2 separate regions of the Homo sapiens genome follow, and region 1 is linked to region 2. A link is an interaction called in ENCODE POLR2A ChIA-PET data of the cell type or tissue named here. Cell type or tissue: PC-9. All regions are shown on one strand. Links, peaks and the distances in the headings refer to the core of each region. The heading gives the core; the rest is flanking DNA. Region 1 holds the start of GPRIN1 (G protein regulated inducer of neurite outgrowth 1). Region 2 overlaps KIAA1191.

Region 1 (13,787 bases), core at 3,012-11,011, 260 kb before region 2:
TAATTTCCACCCCATAGGACTAGTAGGAGAATTAATGCAATACTGATGAGAAAGTGCTTCGTAAATTATAGGGTGCTGTAAATTGGGAGTGATCAATTAGAATAGTTAATATTGTTTATTGTTATTGTCATTGTTAGGACCAAGAGGTAGGGCGGGGAACCAAAATTGGCCCTGAGATTAGAGAGGGAGCCCCTGGCCAGGGTCCAGGCGGAAGGACTCCTTTCCCTGGCAGAATGAGGGACATGGGTGGGGGCTGCCTGGGTGCACCTGCAGGATATCAGGGAGTGGAGGAGGGCACAGAGGTCTTCTTGTGCCCAATTTCTCCCTCTCAAGTGCTCCATCCCTTATTGTCTACCACCAACTCATTGTCCCCTGCCCTAAGATCCAACTTTGCTTTCCAAATAGGCTCTCTGGGATAACTTGAGCCCAGGAGTTCAAAATCAGCCTGGGCAACATAGCAAGACCCTGTCTACAAAAAATACTAAAAATTAGCTGTGTGCAGTTGCTCACACCTGTAGTCCCAGCTACTTGGGAAACTGAGGTGGGAGGATTGCTTGGGCTCAGGTATTGGAGGCTGCAGTGAGCTGTGATCATGACACTGCACTCCATCCTAGGCAAAGCAAGACCCTGTCTCAAAAAAGAAAAAGGAAAAAAAAAAAGGCTCTCGGGCAGAATGGGAGAGAGGGCTGCCAAGGAGCAGCTGGGCCATGATTCAGCCTGAGTCACCCATCCGAATCCTGGGGCCTCCCTCATCCAGGCCGGGCCGCAGCTGCTGGGGGTGAGGGGGGTGCAGCGAGGGGGGAGGGGGCCTGTGTGAGCAGCAGGCTGTGTGCCTGTGTGCCCAGGCTGGGGCTCTCATGACCATCAGTGCAGCACTGTGAGGGCCCGGGGATAGTGCATGTGAGGAGATCAGGGTGGGAAAGGTGACCCGATGTGCATCAGTTATCTGGGCTGACTGAGGAGGTAGAGTTTCCTCATGTGTGTGCATATGTGTATGTATGTAGCATGTGCACATGTATGAGGGCGTTGTGTGGGTGTCTGAGTAGGGCTAGAGTTTGACTCCCAACTTTATTACTTTCTAGTTGTGCAACCCTGGCAAGTTACTTAATGTCTCTGAACTTTTTAGTTTCCTCACCTATGAAATGGGAATAATTGTATTGTCTCAGATGGTTTTCTTTAGGATTAAATAGAATGAGGTGATGACTGTAAAACACTAATGTACAGTAAGTGGTATACTACCATCGTTATCATCATCTGGGGGGTGCTGGGTTATACACGGCACACAGGAGGATGGGTGTGGATCCGAGTATTCAGAGGGTGCAGGTGTGTGGGGTCTGGGTAAGTATTTTTTATTTTTATTTTTAAATAAAAAAATATAAAAAATTCTTCAATCTTCATAGCCAACTACAACTACAGGTAAGTATTTCTTGAAGGAGTGTGTGTTTGTATGTGGTGTGTGCATCCCTGAAGCAAACACAAGAACTTTACAGAAAGTTGGGTTTATATGGCACTGCCTGCCCTCCCCCCTCCCCCCCCCACACACAGAGCACACACCTTCTCTAGTGGCTTCAATTTGCTGAAATATGGCCTAGACCAGGGCCAGTATCCAGGCAACGAGTTCAGGAACTGTGGATGCTGTTGTCTTGGGAGTCTCAGACCTCAAAAGTTTTAGCCTCAAACAAAGCTAGAATGGGAGTAGCTGCCTGGGTGTGAGAAGGGGATTGTGCTTTATGGAGGAGATATGAACATGATATGAATGTGAACGAGAGGGGAAAGAGGGCAAGATACATATTTTGTGTGTGTGTGTGTGTGTGTGTGTGTGTGCGCGCGCGCAGGGGTGGCTTTGGGGGGTGGCTGCTGTCTCTGCTCTGGTACAGTCTGCTTGTCTCCATGGTGCCTGTTGCCACACACGCTTGCTTTTCAGAAAGTCACTGGGATTGTTTATTCCACCCCCGGCCTGGGCGCCAGCCAAGGAGCTGCAGGCACTTGTTTATCTTCTGGTGCGTACGAGTGTGTATGGCTCCCCAGTGGCAGAGCAACCCGAGATACATACACACACTCACACGGGTGTGGGTGACCATGTCATTTGTCACAGGGTGAGCCTGAACCCTAGGATGAGTCACAACCTGGGACCAGATGGATTCTCTCCACACGGGGACAAAGATGACCCCCAGCAATTCCAGGTGTATGCAACACCGATTCAGCAAGGCCCAAAATTCCAGGAGAGTATGAGAAGCAGGTGGCTTTGGTTCCGTGCTCCATCCCTGACTCCCCCTCCCCCCAGAACAAATCAGTGACCTGGGTCACTGCCCACCCTAGAGCTGGCACTGGGATCCATCCCATCCCACCACATGGGCTGGGGTGGGGAGGTGGTCTCCCAAGGAAGATGGAGGTGCCGTGGTCAGAAAAGGGTGTGCGGTGCTGGGCTTGCCATAACACTGCTGTCCACAGCAAAAGCACTTGGTGTATTTTTCCTCCCTACATCTTCCTTAGAGCTCTGAGAGCTAAGCATTGTATAGGATGATATCGAGGCTAAGAGAGACCTCAACCAAGGCCATACAGCTAGTAACTGGCAAAGCCAGGACTGAACCCACATCAACTGCCTCCGTACCTGTTTTGAGCTCCTCCTCTGCGTTAGCAAGTGCTTTGTTTTGTTGTCTGGAAATTTTCATTTTAAAAATGTTTTTATCAACAAGTCCCTATGGAACAAGAGTGGTTGCAGAGCATGGCAGAGGACCCAGATTTTAAAGAGGCTCCAGTGTCCACATAGCAGGCACTGCCAGAACTCTGACCACATCCCTTTGGGTGCCCTTATCATTTTTGTGCCTACCGGCAGGACTCCCAGCAGTACCTGCATCTTTGTCAGAGAGATGCTCTCAGGCTGCTGGGACCCACTTTGCCCACATTCATTGTGGGCCAGGAATGCCTGGGAATTAACATACAGCCCATGCAACACATTCCAGGGATGGCCCTTAACCAACATCTGCTGGTGTTGGGATATAAATACCCCACCTCCCTTGCCCTCAGCCAGGAGAATTCCAAAATGTGTATTTACCCCATTTTCCAAGAGTTCCCTGCAGGATTAAGCTTCACTCACTGTGGTAGCCGACTGAATAATAACCTCATACTGGCTGCCTTCCCTTCCTGGGTCACCTTCCCACTCCCCTGCTGGTGTCCTTGCACCTCACAAATAAACCACATGCTTTTGATCTTTATCTCCAGGTCTGGGAGCTGCCCTGGGGTTCTGGATCCCATCCCCACCTTCCACCTGAGCATCCAGACCCAGCCCTGGTCCTCTCTTTTGCTGACACCTTGCCCTTTCCCTCTGTACTGGGCCCCTCCCATCAGAATTTAAATGCCTTCAAGTCTCCTTCAGCTCAACCTCCCATCCCTCTGGAGAGACTGTCATTCCTGTTTTCTCTCTCAAAGCCCAGACTTTCTGAGGAAGTTGTCTACTTGCCCACTCCATTTCCTTACTCCTATTTCCTCATCAACCTACCCCCCACCATGGCTGCCTTCCACCCCGCTTCTCCACTGACTGCATGTCATCAACTTTCAAAGTCCAGAGGACACCTTTCAGGCCATATCTTGTCTTCTTGATGTGGTGACTCTCCTGCCTTCTGGAACACTCTCTCCCTTGGCTTCTGAGACATAACACTCTCCTGGGCTGCTTCTGGCTTCTCAGATGACTGCTTCTCATTCTTTGCTGCAGCCTCCTTTTCCCAGCCAGTCCCTTCATGTTGGCGTGCCTCAGGGTTGGCCTAGGGCCCTTGTGTCTCCCTACCTGGTGTGTACCTGATGTGTACGTCCTCCCATGTGCCGACACCCCTCCCATGACCTCCGGCACCAGCTGGAGGTGGATGGGCTCCCTTGTCTGCCTTCAGCTTTGGCCACGGCAGAACTCAGTTCTGGACTCAAATGTATCAGCACGGCCATCCTATAAACCCCTCTTTCCCCCCAGAGCTCATAAATTATCTGTCCTTCATCCACCTGGCTCCCCAAGGCAGAATCTCAGAGAGACAGCAGAGTTCTCTCTCCCCTCCACCCACATCCACCTCATGGTCAAGGCCTATTGATTTTACCCCTAGATAGGTATCCAATCTGACTCTTCCTCTCCATCCCTACAAATGCCGCCGTGGTTCAGGCATCATCATCGCTCACCTGAACACCTGCCATAGCCTCCTCACTCCTGCCTAGTCTCTGCTCCTGTCCACCCTTGTCCTGTCCCAGGGGGACCTTTTTCGATCACAGGTTGGTTCTTGCCACTTTTCACATCTGTGAACTTCTCCAAGCCTTAATTTCATCTGTGTCATGGAGCCAGTAATGTTTACTTTGAAGGGCTGTAGGGAGAAAAAAATGAAATGATGAATGTGGAATAAGGGTTTGTAAGCTCTGAAGCGAAATGGCCTTGTGGGCAGTGAATGAGCAATTTTCAGGACCGGAAATGTGAGGAAGCAGCCCTGGTGTGGTGCTGTCCGTGGTTCTGAAACCGGTCCGACACGCTGAGGTTTTCTCCTTGCCTGGCGTGCTGCCTGGAGACGCCAGTCCCACGGATTTTCTTCATTTATCACCTAGAATTTTAAATATATATATATATATATATATATATATATATATATATATATATATATATATATATATATTTTAAAGGATCACGGTGACTTACGGTTCACCAAGTAAGAGAGGGGAGTAAAATGTAAGAATAAGAAGTGAGGTTTCAAAGTTAGACTGCATGGGTTTGTAATCCCAGCTCCACTACTAACTAGATGTGTGACCACAAACAAGTTACTTATCTGCTTCTCTTTTCTTATCTGAAAAATGGAGATATAATACATTAATATTAACTTGCTCCTAAGCGATTGGAAATTGAAATTAGATAAAACCTGTAAACAGAATCTTAGCGCCGTGTCTGGCCCTACATAAGCATCATTGCCAATGGTTGTTACCATTGATTAATAGATGGTGGTGGCTTCATAGTACCGGTGCGAGAGGGTTTTGTCACATCTAGAGCAATTACGGAATTATTTTTTCTCCTCTGGGAAGTCAAGGGGAAGGGAACTCCTTCTCTGCAGGGAAATGTGGAGGGGGTGGGCAGCGAGTCTCTGTGTCCTTGGTGATTCAGATACCACTGGAAACCCCTGAACACCTACTTTGCCCTTCCAAGACCACCGTGAGGTGCATAATGTTAGTCCCGTTTTACAGATCGAGAAACTGAAGTGCAGAGAGGTGAAATGATTTGCTCGAGGGTATCCAGGGGGAGGGGGGAGGGCGGGCGGGCCCCCGGGGAGGCCGCAGCCAGGGACTGGAAGGCATCTCTCCCGCACCACTACCTCCGGCGTCCCCGCCACTCGCTGGAGCGTGGGCAGCGGCGAGACAAAGGGCCGGGGGCGGGGAAGAGGAGGCCGGAAGTGCGGCCGGGGGTGGGGGGGGCGGAGGCGGGAAATTTCCTCGCTGGCGGAGCCGGGAGATCGCGCCGACCTGGGTCCCCATCCAGGCGCCTCGAGTCCTCAGGCCGGCGACTGCCCCCTCTGAGCCCCAGTTCCCTCCTTGGTCAAGCCAGGCGAGGGCTTTCGAGGGGCTGGTCTAAGATCTGCTAGACGGCGCGCCCCGCCCTCAGCAAGCTCGCAGCAAAGGGGCAGCCTCTCCGGCCCTCAGTCTCCCTGTCTGTGAAGTGGGAACCCGCTCGAGGACGGCGCGGAACCCGGGAGCCCAGCGGCCGCAGTTAGGGTTGGCCAGCGAGGGGCGCCCCTCCCTCGCTCCCTCCGGCCGCGGTTTCCCCGCGGTCACCGCCCCCTCGCGGTTCCGAGGCGGCCGGGCGGCTACTGCGCATGCCCGGGGCGGGGCGCGGGGCGGGAGCGCGGAGCCGGCGCTGGGGACGGCGGCGCCGAGTCTGCGGGTCCTCCCGCCAGCCCGGCCGGAGGCAGCCGAGGCCGCTCGGGCGGCGGCGGCGGCGGCGGCGGGAGCCGGAGCGCATCTCGCCCAGGAGCCGGAGCAGCGGCACTGCCTGGTAAGCGCCGCGCCCACACCCGCTGTCTTTCCGGGCGGGCGGCGGCAGCCCCTTCATCCGCTCGCTGCCGCCCCGGAGCCGCTGTCCAGGGTCCTCGAAGCCCCCCGGCGGCGGGGCTCGGACACCTCGCGCGGCATGAGCCCGGGTGTGTGCGCGCGGCTGGGGGCGGTGGGTGTCTGTTTCCAGGCTCCTCGCCGGGGCGGGGCGGGGCGGGGCGGGGCGGGGGCGGGTCCCGCAGCCCTGGGCCGAACATCAGAGGGGCCCGGCGGGCCAGGCTGACCTGGCTGTGGGGTCGGCCCCGCGCCCGGCCTTGCCGCCGCCCGCTGGCTTTGTTCGGCATGGCCGCGCGGGAGGGGGTGCTTCCCGCCACTGGGGGGAGGGCGTCCTCCCGCGTTGATTCATCTTCCCCGGAGCGAGCTCAACGCTCCACTGGCTCCACTCGCACTACTGAGCACACTCGCCGTCACACAACCAGTGTGGCACACACTCCGGGGCGCGATCACACAACACCGCGTTCACGCACGGGCGCCTCATTTCCTCGAGTGAGGCCACAGGTCTACCGCACACACACAATGGCTGTTGGTCATTCCATTAGACTCATACACACGGCCACCTGTCACCCAGGGTACTGGGTGGGAGCCTTGCGTACACACCCAGGCACAGCTACGCACTCAAACCAGCCATCGCGGATCACAGCATGGACATCAACTCAACAATACTCCCTGATCACAACACACTCGGGGCCACCCTGCCCTGGCCTGCTCACCCCTGCTCATGGGGTCCCTTGCGTACCCAGATACCCTGGAGTAGACTGCCACCCTTGTGCACACACTCCCTCTTACACACACACTCTGTCTCTTAGCGTGCTGCCCACTCCCACCCACACTGGCCCACGTTTGCACGTCCATGAACGTCCATTCTTGCCCTCCTATGTATGTATGTATGCATGGTCTGAGGGCCGTTTCTGGAAGCAGGTCTGGCTAACACCTTTAGATTCCTTCTCCCCCCACACCCCCGAGCAGGAGACTTCGCTGCTCTGAGGGCACTACGAGAGAAGGGGACGAGGGGCAGCAGACTGAGATTCTCAGACACACTCAGATGCCTGACGAAGTCCCTCAAGCCTTTGTTGGTCTTGTCAGCACAGAAGAGGTATTTGCAGGTGCTTGGCAGTTCTGGCCCTGTTTATGGGTGTAAGGATAGCTCCATGCTGGAAAGAAATCCTAGAGGGAAAGGAATGGCTGGCCAGGTCTCTGTGGCCTGAATGGGCAGCCACAGGGGCTGCTGCTCTCCCTGGGAGCAGGACACAGGCACCTGTGCAACACCCAGATAAGCTCTCCTAGGAGTGAGATACCCACAGGGTCCAAGTAGCCCCCACGAGGCACAAACACACAGGCCATTCTGCACATGCAGGGTGTACATACGCACAACAAGCTCTTCTTGAGCAGAACACAGGAGCCAGGTCCTGGCCCCAGAGTGGCCCAAGCTGGTACATACATCCACAAGCAGTCTGTTCACTCCTTTGCATGCCAGGTGAGCCCGCCTACATACCTAGCAGACATTTCTGCCTTCTGCCTCAGTCAGGCCACACTCAACCTGTTTGTGCCCAAGTGTACAGGCTCATCTGCTCATAGGGTGTGTGCGTTCCCACAGGTGGGGGAATGTATGCAGGGGGAGGGGAGCTCTTGCTTCTTCTACTGCATGCTCCTTGGCACTGTTGCTTGGGAGGAACCTTGGCCTGACCTCAAAAACCAGAAAGGGGGTTTTGAGAACCAAGTGTCAGGCCAGGTGCAGTGGCTCATACCTGTAATCCCAATACTTTGAGAAGCCCAGGCAGGAGGATTGCTTGAGGCCAGGAATTTGAGACAAGCTTGGGCAACATACCAAGACCCCCATCTCTACAAAAATTTAAAGATTAGCTGGGTGTGATGGCGCATGCCTATAGCTACTTAGGAGTCTGATGAGGGAAGATTGCTTGAGCTGAGGAGTTGGAGGCTACAGGGAGGTATGATTGTGTCACTGCACTCTAGCCTGGGTAACAGAGTGAGACCCTGTCTTCAGAAAAAAAAAAAAAAAAAAAAAAAAAAAAAAAAAAAAAGAGCCAAGTGTCAGTGTCCACGATCTTAGAAAGAACTCAGGTTTTGTGCTTGGGCACAACTGGCTTTGAGCTACAGCCTTCCCTCAGTTGTGTGCCCTTGGTCAAGTCTTGACCAAGTTGTGTGCCCCAGTTGTGTGCCCCAGTTGTGTGCCCTTGGTCAAGTCTTCTCCCTCTGACTTCAGTGGCCTCATCTGTGAAATGGGATGATAATGCCCCCCTCATGAGATTGTTGTGGGATCCAGATGATAAAAAGAGACTGAGACCGGGTGCAGTGGCTCATGCCTGTAATCCCAACACTTTGAGAGGCCGAGGTGGGTGGATCACTTGAGGCCAGGAGTTCAAGACCAGCCTAAACAACATGGTGAAACCCTGTCTCTACAAAAAATACAAAAATTAGCCAGGTGTCGTGGCACATGCCTGTAATCCCAGCTACTCGGGAGGCTGAGGCAGGAGAATCACTTGAACCTGGAAGGTGGAGATTGCAGTGAGCCGAGATCATGCCACTGCACTCCGGCCTAGGCAACAAAACAAGACTCGGTCTCAAAAAAAGAAAGACAGTGAGCGTGCTGGGCCCAGGTAATGGAGCTGGGTTCTAGTGGGGTAGTTGCGGGGAGAGAATGTGGGGCCTCAGGCCTGGGCTGCCTCTCAGAGAAGCAGCTCGAGGATCCTCAGGCCTCCCCAAGATCCAGGAAGGGCCCAGCAGAACTGTGAGCAGTAGAGCCTCTGGGAGTGGTCTTGGGGCAGTTCTGAAACCCAGGGCTGGCCTATCTCTTCCAGATGTAACTACATCCCCTCTCCCATTTCACAGATTGGAAAACTGAGACCCACGGAGTAGAAAAACTCACTCAGAGTCATAGAGGATGTCAATGACTAAGCTGGGGCTTGACCCCACATCTTTCTACCTCCCTGACCAGGCTCTCTGTCCCTACCCTGGACTTTATCCCATCTCAGAGGCTGGAAAATACAAGTTGGGGACGGGAAGCCTGGGGACTTTCAGAAGGGGCATGTTATCAGCTGAGCCAAGCTTGCCTCTTAGAACCTGTTTCTTCCTCTGGAAAACAGGACTACAACAGCTGCCTGGCAGGCGGGTGGGATTTGCACATAGTAAGGGCTCGACTTGTACAAGGTCACCTCTGCCTTTCATGGCATTGTGCTCCAGGGTCCACACTCAGGTGGCTACAGGCCAGGAGGGTAACATACATGAAGGGCCGGCTGTGAGAAAAACGACAGTGAGAATTCCATGATTGATGGCAGCAGACAGTCAGCCTCAGTGTCTAGGACACCGTGGGGAAGAGGGGGGATTGTGGCTGATTGGAGAGTACACCCCCATCTAAGGAGGCTGTCCCTTTGGGGCTCCAGCTGAATGTTGCCAGGCAGGAAGCACGCTCAGACTGCCAAATTTTAGTTTTCCAAGAGAAGCTGGAAATCTTACTGTCACATGAAATCTTCTAATGTTTAGAAGTTGATCGGTTAATTCCTTTTTAAAACTGATTTTAAAATGTGTTTAGCTCTGTGGGTCAAACAAGCCTGTCTGAGGGTCAGGTTTTGCTGGTTTGTGTCCCTGCTGCAGACCCTTTCCTCCCCTGCCCCCTCCTGGGAGCACAGCTGGGCTCTGACAGGCTGAGCAGATAAAAACAGGCCTTCCACAGACACAGCCCAGCCCTAAAGTGAGCAGAGTCAGGCACACCCCTCATTTTCTTTAATTCTCACTATAGCCCTGGGGGAGCAGGAGGTGGGTTCTTCAGGGTCCCCAAGGAGGAGAAGGGCGTTGCTTGAAGTCACAGAGCTGATAAGCGGTGGGCTGGCCTGACTTTCTGCCCGGGCTGCACCCAGGGAGAGGAGCTTATTGGCTGGGCTGGTGTGTGAGGACCCCAGGGCTGGGCTTCCAGGGCTGAAATGAGGGGTAGTGAGGGCCCAGAGCACCCTTCCTATATCCTTTGCTGACTCCTTCCAGCTCCAGCTAAACTCCCTGTACACCAGCCAGGCAGCTGTTGAATTCCTGTTTTCCAGAGAAGGAAACAGGCAGGCATGGTAGGCAGATCCTGGCCCTCACTGGAGCCTGGGCCCTTTCTCTCTCTCCCTGTCTCTGTTTTAAAGACAGTTTCTTGTTCTGTTACCCAGGCTGATCATAGCTCACTGCAGCCTCAAACTCCTGGACTCAAGAGATCCTCCTGCCTCAGCCTCTGGAGCAGGCAGGACTATAAGTACATGCCACCACACCTGGCTAATTTCTTTTTTTTTTTTAATTTTAATTTAAAGTTTTTGTAGAGACGGGATCTTGCCGTGTTGCCCATGCTGATCTGGAACTCCTGGCCTCAAGCAGTCATCCCACCTTGACTTCCCAAAGCACTGGGATTACAGCCGCGGAACTCCGCCCCAGGGCCCTTTCCCTTGACCATCTTCCCGGTCACCCTGGCTTATAACGTCCTTTTCCATAGGCCAAGGGCCAGATGGATCAGAGGTTGCAAGCTGGTGACCTAGGGGTCAAAGTTGGCTCATGAAAGTGTTTTGGCCGGGCATGGTGGACCATGCCTGTAATCGCAGCACTTTGGGAGGCCAAGGCAGCCAGTCACTTGAGGCCAGAAGTTCGAGACCACCCTGGCCAACACGGTGAAACTCTGTCTCTAGTAAAAATTTAAAAAATTAGCTGGGCATGGTGATGTGCGCCTGTAGCCCCAGCTACTCGGGTGGCTGAGGTACGAGAATTGCTTGAACCCGGGAGGCAGAGGTTGCAGTGAGCTGAGATTGTACCACTGCACTCCAGCCTGGGTGACAGAGTAAGACTCTGTCTCAAAAAAAAAAAAAAAAAGTGTTTTGTTTAGCCTGTATGATATTTTTTAAATTAGCCAATATTTAAAACATGGATATCCATGCTGGGCGCGGTAGCTCATGTCTGTAATCCCAGCACTTTGGGAGGCCAAGGTAGGCAAATCACCTGAGGTCAGGAGTTCGAGACCAGCCTGACCAACATGGAGAAACCCTGTCCCTACTAAAAATACAAAATTAGCTGGGCATGGTGGCGCATGCCTGTAATCCCAGCTACTTGGGAGGCTGAGGCAGGAGAATCACTTGAACCTGGGAGGCAGAGGTTGCAATGAGCCAAGATAGCACCATTGCACTCCAGCCTGGACAACAAGAGCAAAACTCTGTCTCAATAAATAAATAAATAAAATACAGATATCCAGATTTATGACTTAGCTAAAAAAAAATTTAGGAAACCTGGAGGCACAGCGGCCACATTCACTTCCCTGCTTAAATACTTCCAAGGGGCGGGATACAGTGGCTCACTAGGCGCTAGGTATAATCCTATTGTAGACACGAGATCCTGCTATGTTGCCCATGCTGGTCTGGAACTCTTGGCCTCAAGAGATCAAGGTATAATCCTATTACATTGAGAGGCTGGGGTGGGAGGATCACTTGAGCCCAGGAGGTCAAGGCTGCAGTGAGCCGAGATCGCGCCACTGCACTCCAGCCTGGGCAACAGAGTGAGACATTGTCTCAAATAAAAAGAAAATACTTCCAGGGTTTCCAGTGCCCTTAGGCTAAACCCCCCTCCTCCACCATGCCTCATGTGATTTGCTGCCTCCTCTTCCGCTGCCACCCCCTTTCCGACTCCACTCCAGCTCTTCATGGCTGGCTCAGATGGTAACTGCCTCAGAGGGGCCTTTCTTGACCACATGTCTAAACCAGCTGCCCACTCCTTTGTCTTCACAGCATCCATTATTTGAAATACTATGATTTATTTGCCACTTGTTTATTTCTCTCCTCCCAATCTTTCTGCATCTATAAGGCAGGGACCCCACATTTCTTATTCACTGCTGTATCCCCAGTCCCAAGAATAATGCCTAGAACATTGCCTGTGTGCTCAGTAAATGCTGAGTTAATGGAATGATTCCTAATTGGCCACAGCTGGCAGGAATTGAGTGCCGTTGCCCCTTTAGAAGGGGCCAGTGCCCTCTAGTTTGCCACAGTCCCCACCACTCCCTCTTGTCTCCCTCAGTCTGGGGATGTCAGGAGTCTTTCATCATCTCCCTTGTAGGAGAAAACAAATATTTGTGCCCATATCACTATCAAAAGGCCAAAGATGAAGATGGACTCAATTCACGCCACTCAAATCTGATGCCTGCCTGACCCCTGCAGGCTGGTGACCATCCAGTGATCCCACGAATTCCAACCAGACCTCTCCCGTGCTTCTGGCCTGCTTCCTACTGCCTCCTGGATGTCACCCCCCATAAGTCCCATGGGCACTCCAGTTCCACTTCCGAAACCCAGTGCCCCATGATCCTCTGCAAAACTGTTCCTCTTCCTGTGTTCCCTCTTAGTGATGGTCCCCCTCCCCCACCTCATAAGCCAGAGCCTGAGGGACCCAGTAGTGAACAGTATCGACTGTGTCCCCATCCAGAGACCTGAGGTCTGGCCAGGGACCCAGAGGTGTAAATGGCCAGATGCAGAGTGACATGAGCCTTGTTAGAGGAGGAACGAGAGGCTACAGGAATCCCCAGGAAGCTGGTAGCCAAACAAGGCCCACTAGAGGAGGAGGTGTTTTAACGGAGATCTGAAGGTGTAATAAGAGACAGCCAGGCAAGAAGGGAGGGAGAGATTCCTCCAGAAGAGGGTGTGTAGAGGCTGAGATGGTGGGGGAGAGAGAGAGTGTGTATCTGTGTGTGTACATGTTTTGGGGGTGGGAGTGGGTAATGAAAGATAAATCCCAGCACTTAAGTAGAAACATAGGGGCTTAGGAGCATATTAAAGAGCTGGACTTTACCCCAAAGGTAAGAGTGAGTCATTAAAGGTTTCTCTTTATTGTCCATTGGAAAAAAAAAGGACTATGTGCGCACATAACCACAATTTAAACATCACAAAGGGGCGCACAAAGAAAAGCTTCTCCCACCCTCAGATCCCCGCTCTTCCTTCTGAGAGGCAGTCACTGCTAAAAGTTTTATAGGATTCCATCCAGAAATTCTCTTTATAAATAAACCCATCCATGTGTGTCCTTTTCCTTGGCTACACGCGTGGGATCCCAGTAGCGATGCTGTCCCCTGGCCTTTTTCAATTAATTTATCTTGGGTGCTTTCCCTCATTACCCCACACCTTCTAGTAGCTGCCCGGTGCTCTGCGTGGTTGTCCCACAGTTCACAGAACCTGCCTCCCCGTCTTGTTCTCATCACTAGCCATGCCCTTGTGTACCCCAGGACCATCTTCAGGACCCCAGGTCTATCTTTAGGACCATGCTTAGAGGTGGGCTTGGTGGCTCAAATGCTATGCGCGTTGTAAACTTTGATAGAAATTGATAAATGTCCTTCTAAAAAGATTACAACTAATTTACATTTCCGGCAAGAATGAGGAGGGTTTTGAGCCAAGGAGGGCACAGGTGGCTCTGCATCTTAGGTCATTCAGTCATTCATGGAACAAATCCGTATGAGGATCTTCCTTGCTTACTGCATGTGTGCCAGGTCTCAACTCTGGGATATATCAGATAGCACAGCAAAGTCCCCACCTCCTGGAGCTGGCATTTTAATGAGAGCAACACACCACAAGCAATAAGCGAATATATGTGATATGTCAGATGGTGACAGGTACTATGGAGGAAAACTGATTAGAATAAGAGGGTGGAGAATGCCAGCCAGAGCTGGGGAGGAGGCTGTTTTACATTGCATGGGTCAGGGAAAGCCTTGGGGAGCCGAC
Region 2 (14,656 bases), core at 1-8,000:
TAAGATTTTATTTATTTTGTTAAAAAAAAAATCAGTAGCTTTAGGGTTACCCGAGGTGTTGTTCGCATGGATGAATTGTATAGTGGTGAAGTCTGGGCTTTTAGTGCACCCGTCACCCGAATAGTGTACAGTGTACCCAATAGATGGTTTTTTAAATCTCCCTCCTTTTTTTTTTCTTTTTAATTCAAAACTAGAATGGCCTTGTCTGCTCCTGAGACTCTTCATATTCCCCACAGAGCTAAATCCAAGCTCAGCATGATCCACAGTCCATGTGATCTAAGTCCTGCCTGCATCTCTCCAGCTCCCCTACCCAGTGCTTGAACTGTGCAAGTTACCTAAAATTCTTGCACTTAGCAGCGTATTTTCTGCCTGTCAGTTTTTGGCTCACACTGCCCTGATTGTTTAGGATGTTTGCCATCCACATCCTGTCCTCTCACCTTTTCTCCCACTCCATTTGCCTGAAAACTGGTATCCTTTAAGTCTTAGCTCAAAAGTCTCTTCTGTGACAGTTTTCCTGACATCTCCGTCCTCCTGATAAGGCCATCACCTCTCCCTCTGAGCTCCCCACGGTACCATGGTCCCCGTCGTCATCCCTGCATTGCTTTCTCGCCCTCCATTAGCTTCCTGAGGACAGGGGCCATGTCTAGGTTTGTACTCTTATCTGCAGGATCCAGCCGATGGCCTGGCATAGATTCCCAAAAACTGCTCATTTTGTGATTGGGGAAAAAAATTGGCCCTTTCTTGAACACATGCTGTACCTGTCCTCATGCTGTACCTCCAGCCTCAGCTGCCTTTGCCCATGGCCATCCTCTGTAAGAACTGCCTCCTTCCTAAGGCCCTTCCGAACATACCTCACAGTCCTTCGTGCAGTCTAGTTTCGTAGGTTCGCATTATTGGAGCCTCTGCTTCCCGACCTCAGGGACTCTCTCCCCTCTGACTCTCCAGCCACCAAGAATACAAGAAAGGCTAGACTGTTGCCTGAATAAAGTAGGCCCGCCAAGTTCACGTAAGGCTGTTTAACCTGTAGCTACAGTTTCTCTGAACTTTGAGCCACATGGTAGCTCAGGGCCTGACAGGCAGTACACAGTAAGGGTCCACTGAAATAGGCCTGGGTGTGAGTCCCAGGTGGTCTGCCCTAGCAAGACCTTGGGCACACAACTTTACCCTGAGCCCCAGTGTCTCTCTCTGAGAGTTGGGAATACCTTATGTCATAGAGGTGTTGTGGGGATTCAGTCAGGGGATGTAAAGGGTTGGCACATTGTGTATTAGCTGTGTAGCTGATATTATGACTGCAGGCTCCCTGCTTAACTTTCTCTTAGTAGAGCCATATTTGATAATTTCTAAGGAGTGTTTTTCCCCCCGCCTCCAACAGACTTTCAGGGCAGACAGCTCCTTTCTAAGAAAGTGCCCCTACAGCTCTGGGGGATATTCCCTCTATCAATTATCTACTGAAATATGACCCAGTCAGTTGTTCAGGGAGAGTATTCCATGTAACAAGTAGCAAAAGTGCAGGGAGAAAAGGCCTGCTGCAGCTTGCCTGTGATGTCAGAGCAATGGGCTTTAGGGTCCAGAGCAGGAGGTGAGCAGGGCTTCTGGTGGTGCTTGCCAGGCCACACACCCTGCTGATGGCTCCACAAGGCAAGGGATGAGCGGGCTTCCAGATTTCTTCTGGGCCTCAGCTGGAACAGCTGATGGCTTGGAACAGCTGCTCCAAAGGAGAGCTCCGCTTGACTCATTGCATGCGATCCTATTCATTTGCCCTAACTCTCCCCATGTTAGGAATCAACCGTCTTCCCAGTAAGGAAACAGGCTCAAGTTTTACTCAAGGTCACAGCTTAAAGGTATAAATTCTGTTTTGTAGTAAGGATACAACATTTTTCATTACTTTTTATCTGTCCCCCCTTTTCAACCATCTTACTTTCTTCTCAGTTCTTCCAGACAAGCACAGAATAAAGAATAAGTCTTGTTCTCTCCTCCCTGCTAGGCCTGAGCAAGGTATCAGGTGTTTCGATTGCAGAAGGTGGAGGCTGCCAGCTCTTGCAGGTTGAAAATGAGGAGCTAAGTAGATTTTTTTTGTTTGTTTCAAAAGACCATTACTTGAACCTTGGGAGCAGTGGTCCTCAAGGTGTGGTCTTGGGACCGGCAGCATCAGTAACACCTGGGAATTTATTAGAAAGAAATTCTTGAACTCCACCCCAGACTAACAGGGACCTACTGAATCAAACTCTGAGGTGGAGCCCGGCAGTCTGTTCTAATGGCTGGCACAGGGTCAGAACCACTTAGCCAGTGCTCTCATCAATTAAGATCTAGCATAGTGCCTGGGATGTGGTCAGTGCTTCGTAATAAGCATTTCTTCTGCATTCTTAGGGCATAGTACTATAGTATATCGGAAGATCATAGTCTGGGAAGGTAGTAGACGTCAGAGCTTCAAATTCTGGCTTTCCCACCTTTATAAATGTAAACTATTCACCTAATGTCTTTCTTTGTTGTCTCTATGGATAATACCTATCTAGCTGGGTGGAGATGACCAACTCCTCCCTTCAATGATTTCCTCACTTACCAGATTAATGTTATTTCAGTAACTTCCTCCCCAAAGGAGTAAGTTTAGGTGTGTGACTCCCCTGCCCTGCCTAAGTGCTTCTGTACTGTACCTCTCTTGAACAGGTGGAGGAAGGAGAGGCCAGTCTACCCTCCCCTGCCATGACCCTGTCATCAGCCATTGACAGTGTGGACAAGGTCCCAGTGGTGAAGGCTAAAGCTACCCATGTCATCATGAATTCTCTGATCACAAGTAAGCACTCTTCACCCTCAGAGTAGAGTGCCATAGGGGCAGGGAAGAGTTGAGGCTTCCTACAAGCTGATTGGAGATGATACTGCAACACGCTCGCCTTACCTTATCCTAAAAAATGTCAGTTTGGCTGCTGAATCATGTCAGTATTGAAGCTCCATTTATTAAGTGGAAGATTTGCCAAATGTTAAGCATCTTATCTGATTTAGGTGCATTCCTGCTGCTTTGTTGATATGATCTCATGTTCCCAGCTCTGTCACTGTGGCCTTGGGCAAGCTACTTAACTACAGAGACTGCCCCGCTCTAAAATGGGGAATTTCACTGGCAGGTTGAGGTGAGGATCAGAAGGCCCAGTGCTCAGTGGCGGCAGCTGCTGCTGTTACTGTTTCAAGCTCTGCTGGAGAAGGGGAAACATCCGGGCATTTCCCACTTACCCCAGTTTTTGTTTTTTTTTTTGTTTTTTTTTTTTTAAACAGCTCAAAGTTGGTCTACCAGGAAGAGGACCAGGTCCAAGTGTCTTTAGTCTTAAGAATGTATGATTGGTCATCCTAATGAAACCTGATATGAGAACTTGGATTTTTTTTTAACCTTATAACAAGCTAACTAAACTTCTTCATTCTGGAGGGCTGTACAGGTTGCTGTGGGAAGTTAACAATTAGATACATGGCTCTGTTTGTCAGCAGTTGTGCCCCTACCAGGGTAAGGTACATAGAGGTTCTCCTTGGTTGGCTCATTTTTGAAGTCAGAAGCCCTTGTTTATCTTCTCCAGGAGGGCATCAGTTTGTCCTGGGCAATTCCTAGTGAATTCACCAAGAACCAAAGGTCCAGACTCTTACTTTGGTTTCTCTTCTTTTTTTTTTTTGTTTTGAGACAGAGTCTCACTCTGTCACCCAGGCTGGAGTGCAATGCTGTGGTCTCAGCTCACCACAACCTTCGCCTCCCAGGTTCAAGCAATTCTCCCACCTCAGCCTCTGGAGTAGCTGGGACTACAGGCGCCCACCACCACGCCTGGCTAATTTCTGTATTTTTAGTAGAGATGGGGTTTCACTCTGTTGGGCAGGATGGTCTCAAACTCCTGACCTCGTGATCTGCCCGCCTAGGCCAACCAAAGTGCTGGGATTACAGGTGTGAGCCATCACGCACCACCTATACTTTGATTTTCTTATTCACATCTGTTGAATCAGCAACACTACTTTTATTTTACAAGCTTGAGAATGTGTTCTAGCAGTGTTACAAAACTTATTCATTGTTCTTTTAGCACAATGTAACTTTTTTTTTTTTTTTGAGATGGAGTCTTGCTCTGTCGCCCAGGCTGGAGTGCAGTGGCACGATCTCGACTCACTGCAAGCTCCGCCTCCCGGGTTCACGCCATTCTCCTGCCTCAGACTCCCGAGTAGCTGGGACTACAGGCGCCTGCCACCACACCCAGCTAATTTTTGTATTTTTAGTAGAGATGGGGTTTCACCTTGTTAGCCAGGATGGTCTGGATGTCCTGACCTCTTGATCCGCCCGCCTTGACCTCCCAAAGTGCTGGGATTACAGGTGTGAGCTACTGCATCCAGCCCCATGTTGCATTTCTAAATACAAAGAAAATGTCACCATGTACAACTAAGAGGAGGGTGGGAGTATTGTCCTCAAGGTTCTTCAGCTGTCCCTTTAGGAATAACCTCTTCAGCTTGGTGTGAGGGAAGGCTTCCTTCTGGCTAGAGAGCCTTTGTGTGAGGTTCAGAATTACTGCTGTGGTGCCTCTCTGGGGAAAGTCTCCTCTTCTTTGAATGGTCAGTGTGGTCTCTTGCTTCTGGGGAGAATAGTAGATATCCATGTTGTCCTCCTTATTTTGTGATGGGAGAGGGGAATGGGCATGACTGTCATCTCCTCTGTTCCCAGAACAGACCCAGGAAAGCATTCAGCATTTTGAGCGACAGGCAGGGCTGAGAGATGCTGGCTACACACCCCACAAGGGCCTCACCACCGAGGAGACCAAGTACCTTCGAGTGGCCGAAGCACTCCACGTAAGCTCTTAGGAACTTTGAAAAAACAAAACCTTCAGTGTTCATGGCTTGAAATGTGGCTGTGGTTTTGAAGTTACCAGCTCAGTTAGTTGGGGGCTGTGGAGTTAGTCTCGCTCCCGAGCTCTTAGCCTCGTAGTTTTTGCTTATCCACCTATACAGTGGGGTGTCTGTTTTGCTACTTCTGGTTAGCAGAATCAAGTGAGAGCCTCAGCTTACATATACATAGGAGTACTTTATGAATCATAAAGCAAATGTGGAGTATCTTGGGGAGAACTGGGCAGCCTCAACAGAGGTAACAGCTTAACTGGAAAGGAACAAGTTAAAATCAAATGTGGAATTGGAATGTTTTTGCTATTTCATTTCTATAAGTGAAGAATTTTGGTAAGGGTTAATTTAGTGATAGCCAAGTATTTGAATGAATAGTTTCAAATGACTTTCTTTCAGTGAAGACCGCTTCATACTGGATAGTGTTTTATGATTGTGAAGCACTTGCATTCATTTCATCCTCACAATCACCTTTTGGGACAGATGCTCTTCTCCATATTTTGTAAATGAGGAGATTGAGGTTCGAGGCCATCTATTCAGCCAGTCATAGTACCCGAACCCAAGTCTCCTGATGCCTTACTTCCTGTTGGCTTCTTCCTCCTCATTCCAAAGCAGCCTGGAAATCTGGCTCCTGAAGGGGCTCATATGGAAGTCAGGGGCAGATTGTGAAGAGACACAATTACAGTTAAGAAACTTGGGCTGTCTTCTTTAGGCAAGGGGGGGTCAGAATCCAGGCTTGTTCCAAGCTTTATTTTAAGAGTTCTGAACAGGGTATGATGAGGGCAAGGTGAGGAGAGCACACGACGCAGGAAAGAATCATGGTATACATTATACATAACGAGGAATAACCCGGATCTGGTGGCCTGTGGGTGGGGATATAAAACTGTGGATATAAAACTGTGGCCTGTTTGCAGTCACCCAGGCTGGAGTACAGTGTTGTGATCTCGGCTCACTGCAACCTCTGCCTCCCGGGTTCAAGTGATCCTCCCAACTCAGCCTCCCAAATAGCTAGGATTTACAGGCATGCGCCACCATGCCCAGCTGATTTTTAGTAGAGATGGGATTTCACCATGTTGGCCAGGCTGGTCTTGAACTCCTGACTTCATGTGATCCACCTGCCTTGGCCTCCCAAAGTGCTGGGATTACATGTATGAGCCACCGCACCCGGCCCTGTTTGCATTTTGTAATGAGCATTCCAGATGATTCTTTTGCAGGCTAGGTTTAAAAACTGCTATAGGAAATCAGGTTTGGGCTGGTGGCCAGTTTAAGCTTTCAAACAAGACAGAAGCTTCCAGAGAGGGGCACCGGCAGCCTTTGACCCTTAACTGAGAACTTTCCAGGATAGGTCAGTGAGAATTCTATTTGAGCAATTCACCTTATATAATGGTAGGATTGACTTTGGTTGACCCACTTTCTGTGTCTTGCCCATAGGAGTAGAACATGAGGATGGCTGAAATATTAGCTGTAACTTACATCTTGTAACAGATTGTCAACTTACATGAATGGATCTGTTGAGCGTTTGAGAAAATTCAAACGTGATCATTGTTTGGTGTGCAGCTTGGGTTAAGCAGTGGCGTGGCAGGCCTGGAGGGAGGAAACAGCATGGGAACCTTGCTCTAGAAGAGCTGAGATGTAGACCTGTCTCTCCCCACTAGACTGCGAGTCAGAGGAATGCTCACGGTGCTGAGGGAACCCAGAGTGGCTGACTATGGGAGAGAAGGAGGAGAGAATGGAACAGGCTCCTCAGAGGAAGCATTTAGCTGGAGAGAAGCAGCATGCCTGAGTATTGGCTTGGAGAGACTGAGGATGGGCAGGGCTTTGTACATGGTAGGAGCAGCAGCGAGACAAGAGCTTAAGCCCTGCTTAAAAGGCCAAGAAGGCTGGCAGCTAGCGTTCTGGCTCTTCCATTTTACTGTCTGGGGGAATGTGGGGAAATTACTTCACGTTTCTGAAAGTAAAAGTTGTAGTGTAAAGCTTTAAGTACAGGGATGTTCATGATATAGTGTAGAATGAACACATTTTTTAAGGAGATGGAGTTCCATCTAGTATGGCAAAAACAAAGGACTACCTGTTAGATCATCCGAAATCATTCCACCTGTAGATGTCTTCTGCCTAAAGTTAGAATGCGAACCAAATTTTTTATGCCTAGACTTATCTGTTTGGAATTTGCTTTCATTTTTAAAAAGTCTCTCTTCTTACCCATCTGAGCAGAAACTAAAGTTACAGAGTGGAGAGGTAACAAAAGAAGAGAGGCAGCCTGCATCAGCCCAGTCCACCCCAAGCACCACTCCGCACTCTTCACCTAAGCAGAGGCCCAGGTGAGCCCTTCCTGTGACCCTTCCGAGTTCCTGCGTGCTTCAGGAAAGCTAGTGTGGCAGATGAGGTTGTATTTAAGCCTGTGGTTTCAGAGGGAGAAGGGATAGTTCCCTGTTCTTTTGGTGTGAGACATTTCTAGGGGCGAAGGAAGAGGTATTTTAGGATATGTTTTGTTCTTTCTTTCCCAGGGGCTGGTTCACTTCTGGTTCTTCCACAGCCTTACCTGGCCCAAATCCTAGCACCATGGACTCTGGAAGTGGGGATAAGGACAGAAACTTGTCAGATAAGTGGAGCCTCTTTGGACCGAGATCCCTTCAGAAGTACGATTCTGGTAAGGCAGCACCTTCAAAAAAGAGAGCAGCATGGCAGACATCTTACCATATTGTATACCGGGAGCTGTTTACTGGTTTTGAAATCATTTGCACTCTGGTTCACTTTTGTAGGAAGTTTTGCCACCCAGGCCTACCGAGGAGCCCAGAAGCCCTCTCCATTGGAACTGATACGTGCCCAGGCCAACCGAATGGCTGAAGATCCAGCAGCCTTGAAGCCCCCCAAGATGGACATCCCAGTGATGGAAGGAAAGAAACAGCCACCACGGGCCCATAACCTCAAACCCCGTGACCTGAATGTGCTCACACCCACTGGCTTCTAGAGCCCTCTTTCCAGGGATTCTGGTAAAGGTGGTTTCTTGCATCCCACTCCCCTTTTACCTTGGCTTTGACATAGGAAAGGTATATTTAAAAACTTAATCAGCTGGGCGTGGTGGCTCACGCCTGTAATCCCAGCACTTTGGGAGGCCAAGGTAGGTGGATACCTGAGGTCAGGAGTTCAAGACCAGCCTGGCCAACATGGTGAAACCCCGTCTCTACTAAAAATACAAAAATTAGCTGGGCGTGGTGGTGGGCGCCTGTAGTCCCAGCTACTTGGGAGGCTGAGGCAGGAGAATCGCCTGAACCCAGGAAGCAGATGTTGTACCGAGCTGAGATCATGCCATTACACTCCAGCCTGGGCGACAGAACGAGACGCCATCAATAAATAAATAAATAAAGTAAAGTAAAAAACCTATTAAATTGAGGCTAGAGCTGGAGATGTAATTGGTTTTTGAGAAACATTAGTATAAAGCTTGCCCTTGTTGTGTGGAAGAAGCCATTTTGTACTGCTTTAAAGTTAGACTAATATTCTCAGCACGGGTGTATGGGGACCTCATTACCTATTTTTTTCATCATTTACCCTAGGTAAGAACTTTGATCACTGCTTACTAGGTAAAGAATGTTTGTACTGTTCCAAAACCCAGGCTTCTTTATTCCTTTACCACTATCCATGTGAGCATTGACAAATCATGGCTTAGAGGTGCTCACTGACTCGCTAAGACGACTTTGGCCCTGTTGATGACTGGTGCTGTGCTCCAGCCTTATCAGTTAGGGGACCCAAGGTTTGTTTGGGACCTGGGTACAGGTAAAAGCCAGACTTGGCAGGGACCCCTCTTTCTAGGCTGAACCTTGAGTCCCCCTGCTTTTTGGCAGACCTAATGGATCACTGTCTTGCAGCTAGTTCTTCATGTGGGGCCTCTTAGGCCAGTGCCGGAGGAGGCATGCTCCTCTTTCTATGCCACAGAACAAACACTACTCTAGCAGAGCCTTTCTTGCACTTTAAAGTGAGATTAATTTAGCTGTAATTTGGTTAAAAACTTCCTAAGAGAGAAAATTAAGTCTACTGATTTGGTATAGGTAAATGGACATTAAACTTTTTTAAAGTAAAGGAGATGGTAGATACCGTTAGATTATAGTCTTGAGGTTCATGTGAAGCCAGTGGTGTTAACTTACTTTGATTTCCTTGTTCAGGTCAGGGCCTGGAACGCCTGTGCGGGGAGGTCACTCAATTCAAAATTTTCTGTATGAAAGCATTTTTCACCAAAATGAGCCTCATCCCTTTATGCAACACATAACCTTACTGAGGGAGGGAAATACAGAAGCCACCTTTTTATTTCTCTTCACTGTGTACAAGTTCACTTGTTGTCTTGAACACTGTCTCAAATACCTGCTTTTTGTTTTGGATAGTACCTTGTCTGTATAAGAAGCTGGCCTTTCCATAGAGAGGCCCTGGAGTCTAAAATTATGAGAACAATTAATTTATTTGTGTCTTCTATTATGATCTCGTTTTGACAATAAAAATCCTTACTACTTTCTCAAATGTGGCTATTTTTTTGTCCTTTTAACAATAGTTATTCCACTCTACCCACCCAGAGTCACACTGAACTTGGTATTTTGAAAAACCATTGCCTTTTTATTGTCTCCTTTTAACATCAAATGTTTTATAACACACTTGATCCTTTTGTTTCTACCCCCTATTCATTACAGTCAAATTAACAGGCAATATAATAGGTCTAACAGAATGCTTGCATTTCATTAGGGAAAAATGAACGTCTCTCTCCTGAAACAGGTTGTCGGTACCTTGAATGACATAATATTGGTGTATAGACTAGGTTCAGCAGAGGGATTTTTTCCACATCTTGAATGAAAATGTTAAACATGTGATGCACAGAGTATTAACCTGTTTCAAAAAAGTATAGATAAATAATTTATTAAAAAATATATATACCTTGTATATTTAAGCCATATTTGAGAACAGGCTAGGATAGGATTATTTAAAAAAAGATATTTACTAGAGTTAGAAATTACAACCTACTGATTAAATAATGCAGGTTTGGTCCTGTAAGATTTTAACCACTTTTCATGCTTTTAGAGCTTCTGAGCAGTTGGAGAGAGAGTTCAGGAGGTATTCTTGGCATTCAGTGCTTGGCAGGCCCTCAGGAGCCGCTCCAGCCCTTTTGAAAGGGCTCTGCATCAGGGTTCAAGTCCGCAGCATAGAAGAGCAGGAGCTTCAACAAGTGCACTTTGTCTTGGAGTTGGGGGACAAGAGGCTCCCCCAGCATCTGGATCAGGCGGCTGCGGAAGGCCTCAATCTGCTTCTCTACGTCTACCACTGTGATGTCATCTCCTTGCTGGGGTTTGGGCTTAATCCTTTTGATTATTAAGTCCTTTCGGTCGATCACGGAACTCCTTAAGTGTTCTGCAAGAGGGAAAAAAGTCAGTTGGGTGCTCTGAACTGCTTTTTAATTCTTTTTAAGAAGTCTAATTTTGGTAGGTAGAGTCTTGGCAAAGACTTGCTGACTAGCTACAGGGATACAAGTCGAAGGCTGTGTGAGTGCCTGCAGTAACTCCACTTCCAAAAGGCCCTTTGTTCTCAGTTCTCTCGGGTCCTTAAGAAGTTTTACATTAAAAAAAGTGATATGGTTTGGATCTGTGTCATTTTTTATGATCACATAACATGGTCAAAAAATGAAAATACTGAGGAAACAATTAGACATATTCATCTAGTCCATGTTTTAGCCAATAGTATTTAACATGAGTATGATCATGAATAAACAACTAGACAGTCCCAAATTGTAATCCCTGATGTTGGAGGTGGGGCCTGGTGGGGGTGATTTCTCATGAATGGTTGAGCACCATCCCCTTGGTGCTGTTCTAGTGATGGTGAGTTATCATGAGGTCTGGTGGTTTAAAGTGTTTACGTAGCACCTCCTCACTCTTTATTCTGCTGTGGCCACGTAAAACGTGTCTGCTTCCCCTTGAGCCACGATTGTGTTTCCTGAGGCCTCACTGGAAGCAAAGGCCACTATGCCTCCTGTACAGCCTGTAGAACTGTGAGCCAACTAAACTTTTCTTTATAAATTACCCAGTCTCAGGTGTGTGTGTGTGTGTGTGTGTGTGTGTGTGTGTGTGTATACTCCTGACCTCAAGTGATCCGCAAGCCTCGGCCTCCCAAAGTGCTGGGATTACAGGTGTGAGCCACCGTGCCTGGCCTACTCCATGTTCTTGTCAACAGTATTTAACATGAGTGTGATCACGAGTAAGCAATTAAACATCCCAATCATAGGACATGTACAAAATAACTGGCCTGGACTCTTAAAAAATGTCTATTATGAAAGACAAGTAAAAGCTGGGAACTGTGCTGGACTAAAGGAGACCAAAGAGTATGACTGCCAAGTACAGTGCTTCATATTTGACCGTATCCTGGCTCAATCTAAAATCAACTACCTAAAAAGTATATTACTGGGACACTATTAGATAATATTCTATCAAGAACAAGTTTCATGGCAGGCTGTGGTGGCTCATGCCTGTCATACCAGTGCTTTGGGAGGCGGAGATGGGCAGATCACCTGAGGTCAGGAGTTTGAGACCAGCCTGGCCAACATGGTGAAACCCTGTCTCTACTAAAAATACAAAAAAATTAGCTGGGCATGGTGGTGCATGCCTGTAATCCCAGCTACTCGGAAGCCTGAGGGTGGGAGAATTGCTTGAACCCGGGAGGTGGAGGTTGTAGTGAGCCAAGATCACACCACTGCACTCCAGCCTGGACGACAGAGCTAGACTCCGTCTCAAAAAAAACAAAACAAAACAAAACAAAAAAACAAAAAAAGAAAAGTTTCGTGAGTGTGATAATGCACAGTGGTATGAAGTACAATATCCTTACGCTTAGGAGATACATGCTGAACATGCTGAAGTACTTAAGCAATACAATTATGATGGCGCACTTATCAACTGTTTCAGAAAAAATGGTATATACATGGATCAATAGGTAAACCAAATGTGTCAAAATCTTAGAAGCTAATGAATCAGCGTAAACGGTATATATATGGGCATTCGTTATACTATTCTTTCTACTTTTCCGTAGGTCTAAAAATGAAAATAGGAAAACAAAAAGTTATAAAGGTATCTCATCCCAAATCTACAGGCCAGCCCCAATAGATTCTAGAAGTGTGTGGAATTGAGGCAAATGAGCAGAAGGTCACATTAGGCAAATGTATTGAGAGAGTTCTGGGGACTTGAAGACTTCCAGTTGCACATAAGTACACCATCATTTCTCAGTCTCCTCATTTATCAAACGGGGATGATGGCACTTTCACTAACAGTTATTAAAAGGACTGAGCTACACTGTATCCAGATTTAGGACACAGAACAAATCATTTTAAGTGGTATATCAGGTTACATTTTAAGCGGTTTATCAGGTTACATTTTCAAGTAATACATTCAATATGTTTTTTCTCAACCTTCAGATAAAATGATGGAAAAGCAAAATCTCTCAAAACTAAAGTCTGTAATCTGTGAAGAAGTACAGTAAGTATACAACAGCATGTTCAAAAAGTCTGGAAACACAGGAAACAAAGCTGCCTTGAGATGGAAGTGCAAGGCCCTTTCAACCTTCAAACAGCACACATTTACTGAGCACCTACTGCATATCAGGAACTGGCTAGAGTCTGGGGACACAGTGGAATTTAGAGCCTTGGGCCCAGTCCTTGTGGACTGATATTCTAGTTGCAGGAAGCCTGATGATAAGTTAGTCAACAATATTGATTATAGTTTGTGGCAAATGCAATCAAATAAATAAATCAGATGCTGTGATAAACAGTAACACTGAGGGGAATAAGGGAAGCAGCCCACTCTAGCCACGGAGGGTCTGTGAGCTGAGTATTGACGGATGAGGAGGCAACCATGCAAAGGTCAAAGGGAAAAGCAGTCCATGGAGAACAGCAATAGCAAATGTCCTGAGGAAAAGCATGCTTAGAGAACAAGACAGAAAATCAGGGTAGGAAGCCTTCTGCCGTGGTAAGACGCAGCAAGAAGTCCTTCCCGGGTGCAGCCCCTCGACCTTGGACTTCCCAGCCTCTGGAACTGGGTGGAAGCACTGGGGATGCATATACCACGTTAATGGCATCCATGGAAGGCAATGAAAATTACATTTGATACTTAAAGTGTTTCAGCTAACATAAGGTAATGACTTTATAAATCGAGAAACTTAAAAAAATCAGAGTAATAAAAGGGAGACAAGTACTAGATGAGATTGGAAGGTAGGGTAGGCCACATTATAATGTGGAGTTTGGCCTTTGAGAGCAAACAGGGTATCTATAGACTTAGAGGGTTGTAAATAGGGAAATATGAGCTGTTTTATTTGAGACTAGTTAGGAATTGTCTTAGGAAGAGCCTTTTTGTAGACTTTGATTTTCTTAAGGCATGTGCCACTCTGAAAAATACAAAAATGATTTTGAAAGAAGTGGAAAAAAAGTTGACTGAATAGGGTGGGACAGGGGAAACTTAGAGGGCAAGCAAGAAGAATGTGGAGTTTATTAAATCATGCAGGAAAGTTAAAGAAGCAAATGTTAGCAGTGCCCATCTCAGCACTGTCTATGGGGGAGGAAACCCTGGCCAGTGGACTTCAGCCCTGCTGGTCTAGTCAACAAGGCCTTGGATTTTATGCTTCGGTAGGGATAAGAGTTGTTATGTCAGAGGTTGCTGATTACTGTATGAGGACATTTAGCATTGAAAAGGGTTTGAGCCATAATGCCTGGCTCAAGATATTTCAGCTGATAGTATTGTTAGTAGTTTTGGATCAATACAAGAGTTAATTATTATTTCATCATCATCATCATCATCATCATCATCACTATAGGAATCTCCTACCTAATATGTCAAACCTGAGCTCTTCATCTTCTTTGCAGATCTTTCTCCATATCAGTAATGGCAGAACCCTGGGAGTCACCCTTCAGACTCAGTCACTTAAGAGCCCTGTCAAAGTTATCTTCAAAGTGCTTCTGTCCCATCCACTGCCTTCTCCACTGTCCTTCTGTCCTTGCCACACCCTTGTCACCATTACCCCTCCCCTGGCCCCTCTGGCCCTCTGCCAAATGATTCGCTACACATCAGGTAGAGCAGCCTTTAAATTTGCAGATCTGATCATGACACTCCCTTACTTGGAACCAACCACTTTGATGGCTTCACTCTGTTATTAGAACCAGCTGAATTTCCTTAGCATGGCCAAGATGGCCCTTCACAACCTCCTCCATGGACTATTCTAGTCTCATTTAGTGTTATTCTCCCCTTACTCACTACATCCTTGCCCTGCTAGCTTGTTCTATGTTCCTTGGACTCACTAAGCATCTTTTTGCCTCAAGGCCCTTGGACATTCAGTGCCTTCTTTCTGGAAAACTCTTGTCTCCCCATTTGCCTGGCTAACACCATTACTTCATGTCTTTTATTTATTTCTTTTTGAGATGGAGTCTTGCTCTGCTGCCCAGGCTGGAGTGCAGTGGCACGATCTCAGCTCACTGCAACCTCTGCCTCCCGGGTTCAACCAATTCTCCTGCCTCAGCCTCCCAAGCAGCTGGGATTACAGGCACCCACCACCACGCCTGGCTAATTTTTGTATTTTTAGTAGAGATGGGGATCTGCCATGTTGGCCAGGCTGGTCTTGAACTCCTGACCTCAGGTGATCCATCCACCTCAGCATCCCAAAGTGTTAGGATTACAGGGGTGAGCCCTTGCGCCCCGCCTACTTAATGTCTTAGATGAGGTATCACTTCTTCAGGGAGGCCTTCCTGGATCCCTCCAAAAATAGATTTTGTGCACTTGTACTTCCTTCATAGCATTTACTCTATGTA

What was found. Peaks named below come from ENCODE experiments on the same cell type or tissue, not always from the same donor. Only the 100,000 strongest peaks of a DNase experiment are listed, where the experiment ranks them.
Region 1: POLR2A ChIA-PET joins it to region 2 with 19 read pairs; 5 of 35 experiments call an interaction of 5 or more read pairs at or near these places.

The regions. Positions count from the first base shown.
Region 1 is chr5:176,602,219-176,616,005 of GRCh38, reverse strand. GPRIN1 (G protein regulated inducer of neurite outgrowth 1) reads left to right here and starts at 5,850. Exons shown (of 2, transcript NM_052899.3): 1 at 5,850-6,007. RefSeq lists silencers at 4,324-4,618, 5,520-6,149, 6,210-6,269. In PC-9, for the core only: a CTCF peak has its summit at 5,694; a DNase peak (open chromatin) is centred at 4,445; H3K4me3 peaks cover 1,411 bases.
Region 2 is chr5:176,340,757-176,355,412 of GRCh38, reverse strand. It overlaps KIAA1191, which reads left to right. Exons shown (of 9, transcript NM_020444.5): 5 at 2,665-2,791; 6 at 4,676-4,800; 7 at 7,057-7,163; 8 at 7,350-7,492; 9 at 7,605-9,351. The coding sequence ends at 7,813. It overlaps SIMC1 (SUMO interacting motifs containing 1), which reads right to left. Exons shown (of 10, transcript NM_001308195.2): 10 at 9,424-10,230. The coding sequence ends at 9,968. Among named protein-coding and RNA genes, the nearest start is that of KIAA1191, 14 kb to the left of the region's middle. In PC-9, for the core only: no CTCF peak of the experiment used is centred there; a DNase peak (open chromatin) is centred at 3,002; H3K27ac peaks cover 764 bases.